2 separate regions of the Homo sapiens genome follow, and region 1 is linked to region 2. The links are chromatin loops, found by intact Hi-C in ENCODE. Cell type or tissue: PC-9. All regions are shown on one strand. Each heading gives the region's core, and the rest is flanking DNA. Links, peaks and the distances in the headings are about the cores only.

The links. Hi-C counts contacts between places; a loop is a spot of excess contacts. Peaks named below come from ENCODE experiments on the same cell type or tissue, not always from the same donor. Only the 100,000 strongest peaks of a DNase experiment are listed, where the experiment ranks them.
Region 1: a loop joins it to region 2, with 2.1 times the contacts of the local background. A loop is called at or near these places in 15 of 110 quality-filtered maps.

Annotation. Positions count from the first base shown.
Region 1 is chr7:83,407,754-83,416,102 of GRCh38, forward strand. It overlaps SEMA3E (semaphorin 3E), which reads right to left. Exons shown (of 17, transcript NM_012431.3): 6 at 615-734. Among named protein-coding and RNA genes, the nearest start is that of SEMA3E, 240 kb to the right of the region's middle. In PC-9, for the core only: CTCF peaks have their summits at 3,415 (motif pointing right) and 3,618; no DNase peak of the experiment used is centred there.
Region 2 is chr7:83,519,715-83,528,063 of GRCh38, forward strand. The region is part of intron 1 of SEMA3E (semaphorin 3E); the gene reads right to left. Among named protein-coding and RNA genes, the nearest start is that of SEMA3E, 130 kb to the right of the region's middle. In PC-9, for the core only: no CTCF peak of the experiment used is centred there; a DNase peak (open chromatin) is centred at 4,767.

The DNA.
Region 1 (8,349 bases), core at 115-8,114, 110 kb before region 2:
ATTTGAATAAATGTTCTTTGATATGGTATGTAAAATATATGAATGGTATCATCAATGACTATGCATTTTAAAGCTTAATAAAAATGTGGAAAGTAATTAAAATGCTCACCATAAAACAATATTCTAGCACCTCCATATACCAGTGTGCCAAAATATAAAACTTACTTCTTACAAAGAACTCTGTATCAATGAATGTCTAGTGACTTTCCTAGAGTTTTGTCTCTAAAGTCTAATGCAATCCTATTAAAACAAGCAAAGCAGGGCAATCAATTCATCAAAGATTATATCAATTGATAAAAGTAGACAAAACAGCTTATTGGATGATGGACTTTTCACTTTTCATACATTTGTTTTGTTTTCCTTATTCAAATACTGATTTCTAAGCATTGCTCGGAAGGTATACTGATTTTATAATTAAGCCAATCAATTTTGATAGAAAATGATGTACATATATTATATACAATATTTTAATTCAAGAATGTTGCTAGTAAAACATTCTGAAATTTGTAAAGGAATTGTATTTATATTCTTATTATTATCAAAATGGCAACATTTTCCGTAAGTTTTAGAGTTGATTTCAATCCTAATTCACATACTCTTTTCCTCATCCTTACCTTTCAACAGACGCTCATCGTCATGCTCAGTGCGGATATGGGCCAGTCGCCCCATGCTGCGGAAGATCGCAGCGTCTCTGCTCCAGTAGTCACTGTAGAGTCCAGCAAACAATTCACTACCTACACGGGAGCATCAGTAAAAAAGAAGTCAGTATTTGTTAATATGTTAACAAATTAAACACATCCAAATTTAATATGTGTATCTATAATATGTACTTTATGACATTAATACTATTGCTGTTAGGAGCATGGATGGTATAGTAAGACTCCCAGGGTTTGAGTCCAGAGTCTGTCACTTACTAGGTGTGAACTTGGGCAAGTTGCTAAGTTCCCTGTGCCTCAGTTTCCTCATTTAGAAATTAGAAAAGTAATTGCATTCAGTAAGATAGTTAAGAGCAAAGCACTTGGAAGATCAGCTGGTAAATAGTAAGACCTATATGAGTTTTTGGTAAATACCTTGGCTTCATTTATTTTCCTAGACTTCTTTTAACCTCCCTATCATCAGGGCTTTATCATTATGATTGTTATTGTGATGATTACAGGTTTTATATGTCAGTCAGCTAATTCAAATCCTTCTTGTAACAAGATACTGCTATCATGAATATGATTTTAGTGTGGGAACAACAAAGTCTAACAAAGATGATATAATCCAATCAGTTGTCATTCAATTTGTAAATTTGTGGCTCAGTCAGATAGGAAGGATATAAAAAGCGCTCAAAATTTAATCAGACAGTCAACAAAATGATTGAAGGAAGTTAGTTGCAACATGTGGTGGCAGTCACAGTCTTAAAATCAGACTGAGAAATTACATAATGTATTCAGGGTCTCAGGAAATAACCATGTGTCTTTTGAGTAAGAAAAAAGACATTAAAATAACTTAAGGGAGAGTATAACTTGAACTCCAGGAAGATCAATAGCTCTGAAGCATAGGGACTTAGAATCCTTTCCCAAAACTCACAAGAGGTAATCAGTGTGCCCATCAGTTTTACCAGAAGGATGTCCTGGCCATACCCGGCTCAGTTGTCCTGTCTGGAGCAAAAATCTCTGGCCAAGAAACAAATGATAACAGCAGATTGCTGGAAACAGCAACCTCAAAGCAAAGTGGTAAAATTGTTTTCTTAATGAGTGGCATATAACATTGGTCTAGTTCTAAAACAGATATGATTATTATATTACATAGTACTAATGCTTTTTTGTTAAGTTTGCAATGTGTATGCATACACATATTTAAAATGCTTTAAAGGTTAAGAGATTTCAAAATTAATTGTATTTCCAACTTAATATATCTAATTATGTAATTAATTTTATAATTAGGATTATTAAAGTTGCAGGTATAAGAATTTGACCAAATATATAAACAGAATTTAAAAGATATTGAATACTTTATTTATAAATTTTATTTATTAGAACTTTAAAAATTGTTTAATTATTTATGAAGGACTTTTTTCCCAAGGTAAGGTCTTTAAAGCTTTGGAAAACTTCAGAAGTGTAAGCATTTTTGTATGATTTAACATTTGAGAAAATGATCAATTAAATTATATATAAGACAAATTAAAAGGAAGTTTATTTTCAACTTGCATTAACTATTAATATTTTAAAGGTAAAGATGATTGCTTTTGTTATACCAAATTTAGAATAATATGATATAAATTAAACTCAAAGATTAAAAAAATAAGCTTTAGAAGTACTACTATAATAGTCTTTTTCATTTTAAAAAGATAAATAATTCTAATTAGTTTTTCTCTGTTCACAAAATCCTCTATGGATGCCTAAAACACTCTATGAGATACAAATAAATACAATCTATGGTTTCCAAAAAAGAATTCATTTTAAAATTATATATTCTAAATGAGAGAGGAAAAAGTAAATGTGTCAGAGTGTTAACAATTGGTGAATCAAGGTAAATGGTATACAGGTGTTAATTTTAGTTTTACTTCAAATTTCTTTGTATTTGAAAATTTTCAAGATCACAGAGTTTTTAAAAAGATATATTTGTTGAGTTCTTCTAGTATATTCAACTTACGCTAAGTGAGAGGTATGATGTAAGGAAAATAACAAAAACTAAATGACTATTTAAATCTGGACTTAACAATATATAATTTGGTAGAGAAAAGTTATGTTAGAACTCTTAAGCATATCATGTTATTTGATAATAGAAAGGGAAAAGATTAACATAATTTTTTATCAAAGTCATTTAATTAGTGCTGTCTTTCCCAGAAATTTTATGTCTATGTTTGAAGAAGTAGTATTTTGAGACCAAATGCATAAATGCATTCAGTGGTTAGGAATATGACCTGTTACCTGGAATTCAGTCTGCATTATTTGAACATGGATAAAAGAGAGTCATTAAAAGGACTTTGGAATCATCAACTCTATGGCATAAACAACCAAGTTGACACTTAAAAAAATTGACTATTAACACATGAGTGAGGATTTCTCTGAAATATTTTTGTTTTTAATTATTATAGTTGAGTTATGTTTACCACACCAAATATAAAGACCAGCTTGTTAAATGGTTGAAAATATAATTTATTTCGCTACTGTGGGCTGGTCTGAATCTTTAATGTATAATGGGAATGAAGATTAGATTTCTTTAAAATCATGAGTTTTCTATTCTTTACATTTTTAATATTTGATTTTATATCTTAAAGTATTTTAGACTTTGATAATTGAAAATATTTTTATGGGAAAATAATATTTATATTAGTACACTTCGATTTTAATGGATTTATCCTAATTTGGAACATTGTTTCAAAATTATCGTTTTAACCAATGCTATAAAATTAACAAACAAGTATTCCTTGGAGCCACTAGGTGGCAGCCCTATGATGCTAGATAATACCATATTCAGAGACAATTCTCTGCACAAGAGAAAAAATAATGTATTCTCAATGTTACCCAGTTTCCCATTTTGCACTCAGGACAGAGAAAATTGTGAGCAATTCCCATAACACAATATGAACTGTATGACTTGAATTTCAAAGACACTATATAGGTGCTAAAAACTGTAAGCAACGTAAATAGAAACAAATGTGTTTCTGTTGGAAATGTTAGGTTTTCCTCAGAAGGGAGAGATATTCCTTTCATATCTTCATATCAATGCAAATTTAAAAAAATTCATAGTAATTGATAATAATTATGTTTAGCAAAATACTTTCCTAAGAAAATTAGAAAAGAAAGACAACACATTAGTGAAAAATAAATAATAATATTAATAAAACCTTAGGTAAAATAATACCTAATAGTAATTAAGTAAGCAAAAATACTGGGCATTATTAAAATTTTTAATACAATTTGTAGGAAATACATAGTCTCTAATTAAATTTATTATAACTATTTGGTATCAGAAAAGTTGTGAATCAATACATTGATCTTTTACAGAATGCAAAAATAACATCTAGATAAATCATATTTTCATGGATTAAAATAGGAAAACATTTTATAAAAAGATTAAAATACCTTTTAGGGCTTCAGTTATAACAGAAGAACTATCTAAGGATTTAGTTTTCTATGTCTATGGAGATGGGCGAGTTTAACAACTTCTCACACTCAACAATAGTCTTTATATAGAGAAGAAAGAATAGTAGAAATAGTTCTGCAGTGGAAATCTGGCAAGCCAAGTCTCTAGCTCAAAATCTGCTGTTTGACCACCACAAACTGCTCAAAATCTCAAGGTCTCAGTTATCTGCAGAATCAAAGAGACTGCCATGTAATTCTCGGAAACTGCCAAGCTTTTATGTTCTCTCTGCTCTTTGGCCTAGAATTCCACACCTCTCTTCTCACTTCACCTTCCTTTTGCCTGGTTATTGTCCGCTTTTTCCATGACACCTTGTCTGGCCAAACTTTTTTAGTGTAGTGGTTCCTAGTGCCACTGTAGCTCTGGTACCTATTTCTATCCTACTGCTCATCCAACTATATTTTTATTGACTCCTTGTGTGTTTGAAATGATGCCTCATTAATGTCTGAAATACAAAAAATGCTCAATAAATATCTGTTGAATCAAAGAATGGCTTAATGAGTTCATAATTAAATATATCAGAAGTTCCTTTCAGGGTTTAAAAAAGGTTATGAAAGGCTGTGAAGTGTCAACAATCAGGGCCAGGTGCAGTGATTCTCGCCTGTAATCCCAGCACTTTGTGCAGCCCAGGCCGGAGGATCGCTTGAGTTCAGATGTTCAAGATCAGCCTGGGCAACATAAAGAGACCCCCATCTCTACAAATAATAATAATAATGATAAATAATAAAGTAGCTGGGCATGGGGGCCTACACCTGTGGTCCCAGCTACTCAGGAGGCTGAGGTGGGAGAATCTCTTGAGCCAGGCAGGTAGAGGCTGCAGTGAACTATGATTGTGCTACTGCACTCCAGCCGAGCCAGACCCTGCCTAAAAAAAGATAAAAAAAAAAAAAAAAACACACAGGATAAGATCTTAACTTTTAAAAACTGTTTCAGAGAGAAAATATCAAACGAAAGAAAAGGCTATTGGGAATTTACGTGGATAACAAATTTGAATTTTTGTTCCTTGAGGGCCTTACGTTATTAATTTTAATAGATTAAAACAGGAACTCTATTTTTTTCAAAAATTGATCCCCAAGAATTTCAGCCCAAAGGACATTATATTGTGATTAAAAGAGTGTGTCAACACTAAATTGCTTATGTGAAAGAAAATAAGACAATCATTTGACTCTTTGAAATAGATAAAAACACATTCTTTATATTAATTCTAAAATGTGTAACTAAAATACTTTTCTATATAACTCCTTTTTTTTACAATGTGAACTCTAGTTGAAGTTTTAATTAAATCCATTGCATTGCCTTAATATTTTATGGAACGTATCAAGAGTTTTGTTCATGGACTATATATTATCTGAGTTTTTATTTACCATGTTGGATTTTAATTGTATAACAAGAAAAATTCACAGTAGTGTTTCATGACCTTCTTATCTTGTTAAGTTTTACTCAAGCATTGCTTCTGTTTATGTTATAAATGTATGTTATGCAAATCTAAATAATGTGAAACATATTTGCCTCATGGAACAGCATATGGCTAAAGACTGATTTAGCTGCCTCACTTTATAACTGAATTTTATAATTTTGTTAGAACATTATTCTATTGTGGATGGACTGTTTTGCAGAATCACTATGACATGCATAGCTACAAAGAGAAACAAAATGCACTTGGGAGGATGAGGATGGATGAAAATGACTCACATATTTCAACATCCCGGTTCACACTCACATTCTGCTTAGGATGCTGAAAGAAACCAGGAAGAATGTGAGATTCTGAATGTGTGATTTTATTAGGCATTTAGCTGTTGTTTGGGCTTTCGGTTTATTTTGGTTTGGGAAGATGATTAGCACTAGCTCTCAATGTTAAGAAGGTGGTTTTGAGGCATGAAGGAACAATAAAAATATCTTTTGAATCTGTTTATTTGTGTGTGCCAGCACCCATGGCTGTACTCTTGAGTTTTCTTGGTGGCAAACCAATGATATTGATACCATGAGGGTTAAAACAGATTCTCAAAGGAGAGAATATAAGTGGGGAATTGAAGAGTGGGGCTTTTTTCTTAGTCCTTTACCTCTTTTCGTTGTGACGGAACCATAAGTAAAGTATTCAAATAGCTCCTCAGAGACTAGCAGTCATGGCCAGAAGCTACAATAAGCATGTGGATAATGGGCATTCTGCCAAGTGAGAGAGAGAGCGAGCAGCAGCATTGGATAAGAAATTATAGATATTCTTTAGGGACAGGAAAGTGGTAAGGGAATAACCTGAAGTCTATGTTTCTATATAGTTGAGGTGAATTCAAAACACGAGGCAACACATTTGCTTATTATGTTTGTAGAACTTACCATTATAAAGACAAATATTCTAACTTCATTTATAATTTTTTCATTTATTTTTCTAATAAATGACCTTACTTTGTGCCAGTTTATTCCCTGAATGCAAATATAGTTAATTAAAAATAAACAATTATTTATTTAAAATGTTTTAATATTATTAACAACTTGAAACAATAACTTAAATTTTCTCTGCATGCATTCTAACTCCCATTCATTCAATTGACATTGACTTTTAATTTACAAAATTCATAATAAGGATATATATTCACAAAGGTATTATTATTATGGATAAAAGCTCAGTCAGGAAGAGGATTTCAGTGGCTGTAAACTTTGTAGTTTTATTTGCTGAAAAAAGTAATAGAAAAAAAGTGTAGGAAAAATTCATGGACTATAAAATGTCTTATTAGTGATTATTTGTTAAAATAAAATTCATGGACTATAAAATATCTTATTAGTGATTATTTGTTAAAATAAAATTTAGTGTGCATTTACTTTGAAAAGCATCCCTAAAAATACTCCAACAACAAAGTTAATCCTTTCAAAGCAAAGTTTCAAAAGGTACATGACAAATCAGGGTGTTTTTTTCCCCAAACTCTAGCTACATGTGTCTTATCATACCTTAGGCATTTCAGTAATGGTAGGATTAAATTATACCTGGAATTGGTAATACAACTATGGGTCAGAATAAAATTTAAAAATAAAAATGGCTATAGAATTAAAAGGAGAAACTATGGGGGACTGTAACGTTACTGAAGATATTATCAACTTAATTAGAATATTGCAATAGTATGTCAAATATAACTGATAAAAAGAGTCAGCAAAAATATTTGCTTCTTGGCCAAAATGACACATGACATAAAGAACACTGTTTCCTGGATTTTTATTTGGCCACTTACCAAACTTAATAATTTAGTAGCAAGATAATTACTAAGTATATTTGGATGATTTGAAAGGCATGGATACGCAATGCAGCAATTCATTATACTGAAAAATTTATTGTTTCAACAAGCTGCTTTTAAAATCAAGTTGTAATGCCTTGTCTTCCTCAGACAGTTACTTAAAACCACTTCAAATACAGTAGGAGTAATCACACTGGAGGAAAACTTGGCCAAACATGCAGAAATATGGCACCTGAGATATGAGCTGATATGCTACCAATATAAATTGTGTTACTACAAAGACGCATTGGAAGAGCAAGCCTATTTAATATATGATTTCATTTTGATTAGTTTCTGAATATATATGACATAGTTCAGTTAGAAGCTTGTTTTTACTCCTTAAATCCTTTGTCGCATAGAATTATTACAAGCTATCAAGTTTTCATTTCTAAGTTAGATTATAAATGAAATAAAAATGTGCTTTATAACTTGTCTTTCATCTATCAAATAAGCTTTAATATTTATTCAATTTTTTATTAACCTCTTCTTCGTATGAACTTAAGTCAACTGAATTTAAGTTAACTGAATTAAAATTGTATCTAAAATTAGGAAATTACATAGAAAATTCTCTAATTTGCAAGCACCATTTTTTTTTAGGTCAAGCAGCTTTATGAGTATGCTACCAGTTTCAGTGTTTTATCATTAAATTTGTCTTCATGTGAACAGACATTAAACATTGTGTGACATATAATTAACCATGAAACTAAGAAGTAGCAATAATCTAACGATAGTCATCTTTTTGCTGGAGGCTTGTCTTAACCCATCAGCAGAGAACATGTGTGGTCACAAAATACCCATTAATACATTCTTTCACAGTCAGAGTAAGTTCTACCGAGCTTGCCAAATTCCAACTCAGGTAGCTTCATTTTTCCAGCCCACATTCCTGCTGCTTTTTCAATTGGGTGAATTATTTTCACTTCCTCTCTTTTAAAGAGTTTCTGGCTCACATAGGTTATCA
Region 2 (8,349 bases), core at 222-8,221:
TAAACCATGAAAATCGTGGAAGCTTTGTCTTATTTCTGTACGCATAGAACCTGGCATAAACAATGATACAATTAACCTCATAACAACCACATGGGATATGTATCTTTCTTATCTTTGCTATTTTGCAGAAGAGGAAACCATGAGATGAAGAGGTTAAGTTACTTGCCCAAGGACACAGACTTTCAAGGTGTAGAACTAAGACATGACTAGATTACCTTATCTGTCCAGTCCTCCCCAAAACTTTTACTAGCTTCTCAATCTAAAGCTTGTCACATCATAGATGCCCTATAAATATATGAACAATTAAATAATGTGTACATTACAAATAAGGCTTACGATAAAATCATCCCTGATATTCATTTGTCATTGGCCCTGCTAGGGTGGTATCTTCTTTCATGCAATTTTTGATATCTCTGTTCTCTGTAAACTTTAAAACGATTCTGCACCACAGATCTTGCATTCATTCACTTAAATATTTATTACTCAATGAATTTACATCCCTTCTTTCAAGTTATGCCTAAGAGAGTACAGTTGAAAAATTCCATTCATTAGGAGATTGGGGAATCTCAAGAATGGGCTTCACTAGACAGCTGCTCTGGTCTTAGTTACTGAGCTCCTTCCAAGGACCAAGGAAAGTACCTTGGAGAGAAAGACTTGGCAACAGAATCAACATTCATTTTCTCCCTTTCTCCATTCCTTTCTCCGTATAATCTAGCACAAAAGTTAACCCAGTTTTTCCAACACCCTCTGCCTCTACTACCACTGCTACTTCACCAGTGGGAAATTGAACAAAAAGAGAAGTGCTGGTAGAGAAGAGAAAAAGTCTGGGTAGAATCAATGAGAACAAGCTCAAGACTGGGTCTGCAGCAGTAGAAGGTCAAAAACTGCCTAAAAAACAAAACCCACCTCTATCATCAGTTACTAGAGTGCCAACATACACCGTATTTAAGATACTTAATAGATGCAAGTTTAGCATTTCCAATATGGAAACTATTCACAGGGATAGATAGGATAGAAGTTATTTTGAGTCCTAAAGACACAGCTATTCACAAACAATTTTAAGTCATACTTGGGGCTAGATTGTTGATCACACTGAATGGACAAGTTAATTTTTTTTGTAACTGGTCAGTTAAAGATACCTGCCCTAGAGAATAAGCTGGAATATTGCCAGCATTGCTGGCTGGCTCCCAATAGCAATCTGCCTTGGCTCTGTTTACTTCTCTACACGTATGGGGCATTAGGTTGTGGGGTGACTGAGATGTCAGCCACATGGCTAACTCCCTTTTCTGCAGTGTGCCTGTAAATAGATTGTTTTCATTGCAGTTAGTGGATACTTTGGTCCCTGTTCGAGAAGGACCTCAACTTTTAAGATTTTTTTTTTTTTTTAGATTCTGTGTATAGATGCACAAAATGTTGGTAGAAGTTTTATGGGGACCTCTGTAGGAGTTCTTGCCCATAAGAATTTTCTTTTCAAATCACAGTCTTTCCTGCAGTGTCTTAGAGACCAGACTCTCCCAGGATGCAAGGAAATCATGGAAAGAACACTTTTACCAAGACAAACAGGCAGCATTGAGGTTCAACCTGGAAAGTCATGACAGCAAATCAGGGCAGAAGTCTATTCCAATCTTGCACAATTTATAACAATGAATACGAGAAAATTACATATAGGATGGCTCAGAAATTGCATTATTGTTCATTAGCTAGGGCATAGTTGGTATTACAAGGAAAAACAGTCTTTCTGGAATTTTGTTTTAAGTTTCATTTTTTTCCTGAAGAAAATAAACCATGTTTAAACATGAGCACTGGCATATGGTACTGTTTTAGTCTGCTTAGGCAGCTATAACAAAATACCATAAACTGGGTGGCTAAAACAACAGAAATGTATTGTTTGCAGTTGTGGAGCCTGGGAAGTTCAAGATCAAGGTGCAACCCAATTTGGTTCCTGGTGTGGGTTTTCTTCCCGGCTTGAATATGGCTGTCTTCTGGTGTTGTCCTCATGGGGAACAGAGAAAGTGTCTGGTGTTGTCCTCACAGGCAATAGAGAAAGAAGGAGTGCCCTCCTGTCTCTTCATATAAGGACACTAATCCTATGAGGGCCCCACCTTATGACTTTAATTATCTCCTTACTCCAAATATAGTGGCTTCAGGGGTTTAGGGCTTTCATATATGAATTTTAAGAAGACTCAACTCAGTTCATTGTAGGCACTTTTACAAAAATTAAGCCACGTGATATCTAAAGTCATGATGCCAAGATGGCACTCAGGGCAGAGACAAAAATTTGACAGATATGTTCTATTATAGAGATTAGCTCTATATCTATTATAAAGATATTTATACAGAAGCATTATAAAGATGTGCTACTTAGAAGTGTCCTATAGATGTATCATAAATGTGTCTCATGGTTGATTCTTCAGAAATTATCAGTTTTCTCCTAAATTTCAATGCTACCTTAAGCAATAATTTTATACAAAGGTACTCTATCTACAAATTACTTTTTGCTTTCCTTTGTTTCTTTCTATATGTTTATTTCTAACTTGGTGGGCTTTTATTCCTGACATTTTTTTATTTGTGGTTATCATCAGATTACTGTCATTAGCTAATGGAGCTATTTCATCAACACAACAGAGAACCAGATGTGCCTGGGAACTTATTTCTTCAGATAGCCATTGACCAATATTTGACAGGTACAAGGATATAAAAGCCCAGGTCCCTCGACTCTATCAGGGTACATCTAGGGGTTAATTTATAATCTAAAGTTCACTGTAGGATCAGGCTGAAGCTACCCTCTAGGGGATTTTGCCTGAGATTGCATCCTTATTTGTCTTTTCCCCTCCTTCCTTGTCCTGATCCCCCCAACTTTACCAGTGTTTCCTGAGATCACTTCCTTAACAAATCATTTGCACACCTCATTTTAGGGTCTTTTTGGGAACACAACCTAAGACAGCATGTGAGATAAGATCCATGACATTATTAAGAAGATACAATGGAGAAGAATAGAAAAATAGCAATTGTTAAATGTTACCATTTTTTAGTATGATATCTTTCTAGCTGTCTTTCTGTTCCTACCTCAATGCCTTCTGTTCCTTCCATCCTTATTTGGTTCAGTGTCTCATCCAAGACTTTTTCCCTCACACTTTGCTCAGTCTGCCTGAGAGACTTAGTCTCACTTGAATTCCCACTTTTTTCTAACAATCCTGTTACTCTCGTAAGCCCCTAAGCACAATTCTCAGGATTGGTGAGAATACGTTAGGAAGGTGAGGAAGTATAAAGCTGTAGCATTTAAACAACTATGCACAGAGACTTGAACAGCACAGGCTAATGGCAACACCAGCATAAGAACGGGGTGAATCCGAGGAAATAGGAAGTTGGCAGATGGCAGGAGCAAAAAGAGCTAGAGGGAGTATACCAGAGCAAATGAGCATCAGAGATTCATGTTCAGTGCAGGCACACACTATGCACTCAGCGGTGATTCTGCCCCTTATTATAATTATGGTATTAAGGACTGAGAGGTTTGCCTTCCATCTTCCTGAACTTGACCTTTGTTGAGTTGGAGACTGAACAGTTTTTACTCGTGTTTGTCCCAGATGAAAGAGTGATCTCAAGAGAGTACCAGCTTTTAGTTTTGTCAAGAAGGAGAAAGTATTCAGGAAAGAGGTCAGGGGATGGAGAGGGAGGAAGTCAGAGGCATGTTTTAAAAAATGTAACAAATTTCATTTTTAATGGATAAAATATGGTTTTTCAGTCTCACCAATCCATGATAGTTACATCCAGGAAGGTAATCAAACAGCCCTATCCTGTCAAATTGACTGCTAACTCTCCTGTCATTATCGCTTTTCTCTCTCAGTGGCATGTGCTTCTCTTAGCCATTCTGCCATCTTCAATTCTGTCTGCTTTGGATTTCCTGACACTTTCTTGTGTGTTCTCCCTCTCTGGCCAATCACCCTGTCTCCTTGGTGGATTTATCTTCCTCCGCTTTATGAGAAACAATAAATATTGTTAAGGCCTTTTCCTATCTATGTATTTTCCTTTGGTGTCCATACATTGTATCTATGATTTCCACTGTATTTTATAAAATTACAGTAAATAATATACACGTATTTTTCTTTTTTAAGATTAAATGCTGCATTATTAGGGCAAGAACATGTTTTGTCCTTGCATTCACACTGCCTAGGACATAGAAAGCCTGGTAACAGATATTTTTAAGAAATAAACATTTAATAAAATATTTCACGTTTCTTTTGAGAAAATGCTTCAAAAATCACATTTTAAAATCTCATAACAGAGAAACATTATATTTGCTCAATCAAATGCTTATGTATTAATTTAAATATTGTTATCTACTACTTCATAAACAATATAAACCAACAAGATTACCTTAGTAAAAATAGAACACAGCTTTGAGCAAAAATTACATTTTGATTTATACTTAGATAAGCTTGCCTCATAGACCTTGTAAGATAGTTTTCTTTCTCCCTTAATAAGGAAGTCATATCAGTAGAAAAGTTTATAAATCACTAATGTGCTAATATTCTGTGAGTCCACCTGAGGTACCTTAGAGGAAAGAATATTCTCCAGTCTTCTTCAGCAGATAAATAAAAGAAATATTTTTGTAAATAAAAAGGCCAAACCTGTCTTTACAAGCCTTGGACCAAAAATTTTGAAATCTGAGACCTATCTTATATCAATTTGGACATTTAGTCAAAGGAAAAAGAAATTCCAAATAGTTTCATTACTCACTAAGTTAGCAATTCTAGGAATTTAGAGAGCACATTTGTGCAGGGGCCACACAACATTCCTAGAAGCAGGTGGTGTGTTTTATGAATTTAACACGTCATTCATTGTACATAGTATAGAATTGTGAGCTCTCGTGCTATTAAAATATTGTGACATTTTAAAAGCTTATCCCTGAAAAAAAGTTATACATGATATAAATATGGCTTTTTCCTTCTTTCTGATCTACTTTTAATTCTGAGATTTAATGTTCTCTTTCTGTCTCTCTTTTTAAAATCTGCTTAGTTTTCTAAGTTTAAATTAGGAATTCAACCCGTAACTCTCTACTGGTTGTCTAAATACCTCTCAATGCTGTGGGATGCATCAGGTAGTCCATCAGTTTCATCACCTTAAAGAAATCTCTCCTGGAGCCTCTGCTTGGCAGCACAGTGGACTAGCCACCCTCTGTTGGTGCAGCTCTCATCCTGAGATCTCACATCACTCTTACTCTGGGGATTCCTTTTGCTTCTTCCTGACCTGAATCCCTTCTTTCTGGATTGGCTACTCTTTCTTGGCTAATCATCCTGTTTTACTGAAGTACATCATCTAAGAGTTTTCTAAGAAACGGTGCATCAAGCTTAACTTTTTGAGAACTTGCATGTCTGAACCGTGTTTATTCAATGCCCTAAGTTAATTGACACTTTGTCTGAATACAGAATTCTATATTGGAAAACATTTTCCTCTGAAATTAGATGGCATTTTCTGTTGCCTCCTGGATTTTAGAGTTGAAGCTATGAAGAACAAAGCAATATTAATCCCTGAAAATTACGTAACCTGTTTTTTCATTTTAATTTTTTTTCCCTGGAACCTCACAGAGCCTTTTATATTTCTCCAGTGTTCTAAAATGTTATGATGACCTGCTTTGGTATGAGTTTGTTTTCATCCATTGTACTGGGCTCTCTCAATCTAAAAATACATTTATTTAATTACTAAAAAAAGTATTCAATTACTTTATTGATGACTTCTCTCACATATGTTCTGTTTTCTCTTTCTGCAATGCTTATTTTTTGAACTTCTGGGGTGACCTCAGATTTTCTTGTTTTCTCATGTATTTTTTTCATCATTTCCCCCTACTTCTGGAATATTTCCTCAACTTTAATTTTTACAACTTCCTCTGAGATTTTTATTCTTCTTCGCATACTTTTAAATTCAAAGAGCTGTTTTATTTTCTGCTCATTTTTAAAGTAGCAATTTGATCTTGTTTCATGGATGCAATATTTTCTCTGATCTTTATGAAGATCTTTATTTTCTTCCAGAATAGTTTGTTTCTTCTAAGTTCCTTCATTTTTGTTTGTTTGGGTTTTTTTTTTTTTTTTTCGTCTCTATATTTCATTTTAGATGATTTCCTTAGCTATCCAGTGATCTTGGGTTGTATACTTGTGTTTAAAAGCAGCTCAAGAATGGAATCTCTAAGCCCATGGGTAGAGCTTGTCAACTGTAAGCTTTGCTATAGAAAGGGTTGGTAGGTTATTTTTTTTTTTTTAGGAAGTCCAGCATCAATATATTTCTTTAGACTAGTCAGATTCCTCTGAGGAGAATATTTCAACTGTGTCTCTGGAGAGCTGCCAGCATTCTGAAGCCTTAGGAAAAGAAGGCTAGGTGGCTCTCAATAGAACTGGCATGAATTCAATGATAATGACAGCCTATACACATTTCTTCCCAAGTTGACATTCTAGGATATCATGTTGACTGTTAGAAATTGGATGTGGTGGTACAATTTACACCATGGAGGTCGGAAAATCCTACAAATCAAGGCTCTTTCTTCCCAGAGAGATGGTTTTTAAACACATAGCAGCACAGCATCTGTCTTGATATTTAATATTTATTGTTTCACTTGTTTCCCTGATTTCAGTCCAGTACTTCAGTGCAAAGATACTCTGTTCTACCTACTTCAAAGAAAAAAAAATTATTTCATTATTTTCAGGGATATTGGAGAGGAAGTAGAAAGGTTATATTGGATAAGGTAGAAGATCTGGGGTTCCAACTGCTTATTAAACAGACTTTTTAACCAAAGTTTTGAATCCAACCTCTGCCCTCACTGATATAGGTGCTTGGCACTTTCAATTCCTGAAGCTTTGGAGGAGATTCCATGGAACAAATCAAGTTTTTTCTTGATTTGTGCCTTTGTGGGATTAAGATTTGGCCACCTCGGTTCTGCCAAATCAATTACACTCATCCATGTGCTATCCACTTGCCAAGATTAAGTTGCTATTGTTTTCTATCCCCTTCTTATAGTTCAGTGGTTTGTGCTTTAAAAGTTCTTTTTGTTTTAGAAGGAATAGGAGAATATTTTTAAAATGTGTATATGTTGTCATCTATCTTTATTCAACTGAATTTTTAATCAACCAGTTAAACCGTGGGAGGGTCCCAAGTAGTCTCATATTGTGGCTGCACGTGGATCAGCTCTGACTACCTCCATGTCCCTGTTGGAGGTTAATTGTGACCTCATAATGATATGTTCAAGCCCCAACCCCCAGCTTTGCGAGTGTGACCTTCTTTGCAAATAGAGTCTTATAAGGTAATATGAGGTCATACTGGATTAGTTCTTAACCAATCACTAGTGTGCTTGTAAGGGAAGGGGAATTTGGATATAGAGGTGTGGGGAAGACCATGTGACAGTGGTGGCAAAGAATGGAGCAATGCATCTGCAAGCCACAGAATGCCCAGGACTGGCAGCAACCACCATGAGCTAAGAAGTGGGGGGGAAAAAAAGGTTTTTTTCTCTAGATCCTTCAGAGGGAACATGGTTCTATGGACATATTAATTTTGGACTTCCAGCCTCAAGGACTGTGAGAAATTAAATTTCTGTTGCTTAAGGCAATTCCACTTGTGGTACTTTGTTATGGCAGCCCTAGAAAACTAATACAACCACCAGTGATCTTCTCCCAAGGCTTTACTCATTCCTTGGAGTAGGTGGACAAATAAGGAGAAAGGAAGTCTAGGCCATCGGCAGCACTATGACCATTTAAGCATTAAACCCTGCTCCTATGGAGTATATGACAGTTAGGTCCCTGCTTCTGCCAACTCCTGCTCAATTATCTTAGGTATTCAAGAATTTAGGTTACAACTACACCCTAGTTGTAAAGCCTCAGATATATATATTCAAAGATATTTATACTTAAACATTGGAAGCTGTAAGTGCAGATCAGCTTTGGGGTTTCAATATTTCATCCTTGAGATTGGCAATTTTCAATCATAATTGGTAGCAAAGACTTCTTGAGCTAAGATAGCATTTTCATGAAGTATTTTCCCAGAATCATATATATTGTCAATATTTACGTAGAATTTTTGTGATTTTTTTTTTGTTTGTTGTCATTAGTGATATTTTGGGAAACAACTTATATCATTTGTGGCAATTAATATAAAAATATTTACACAGTGATTATATTTAAAACCTGTTTTCTGCCTAAAGTAATTGAGTACTTAAACATCTAAGGTTAAGAAAACCAAGAAAAAGAATAAGTTAGTTATAATAAGACAGATGACCTTTTAAACAAAAACGTTATAACCCATGTCTATACATATAATGAAAATGATTATTTGATTTACACTGAATTACTGAACCTATAAAATATATTC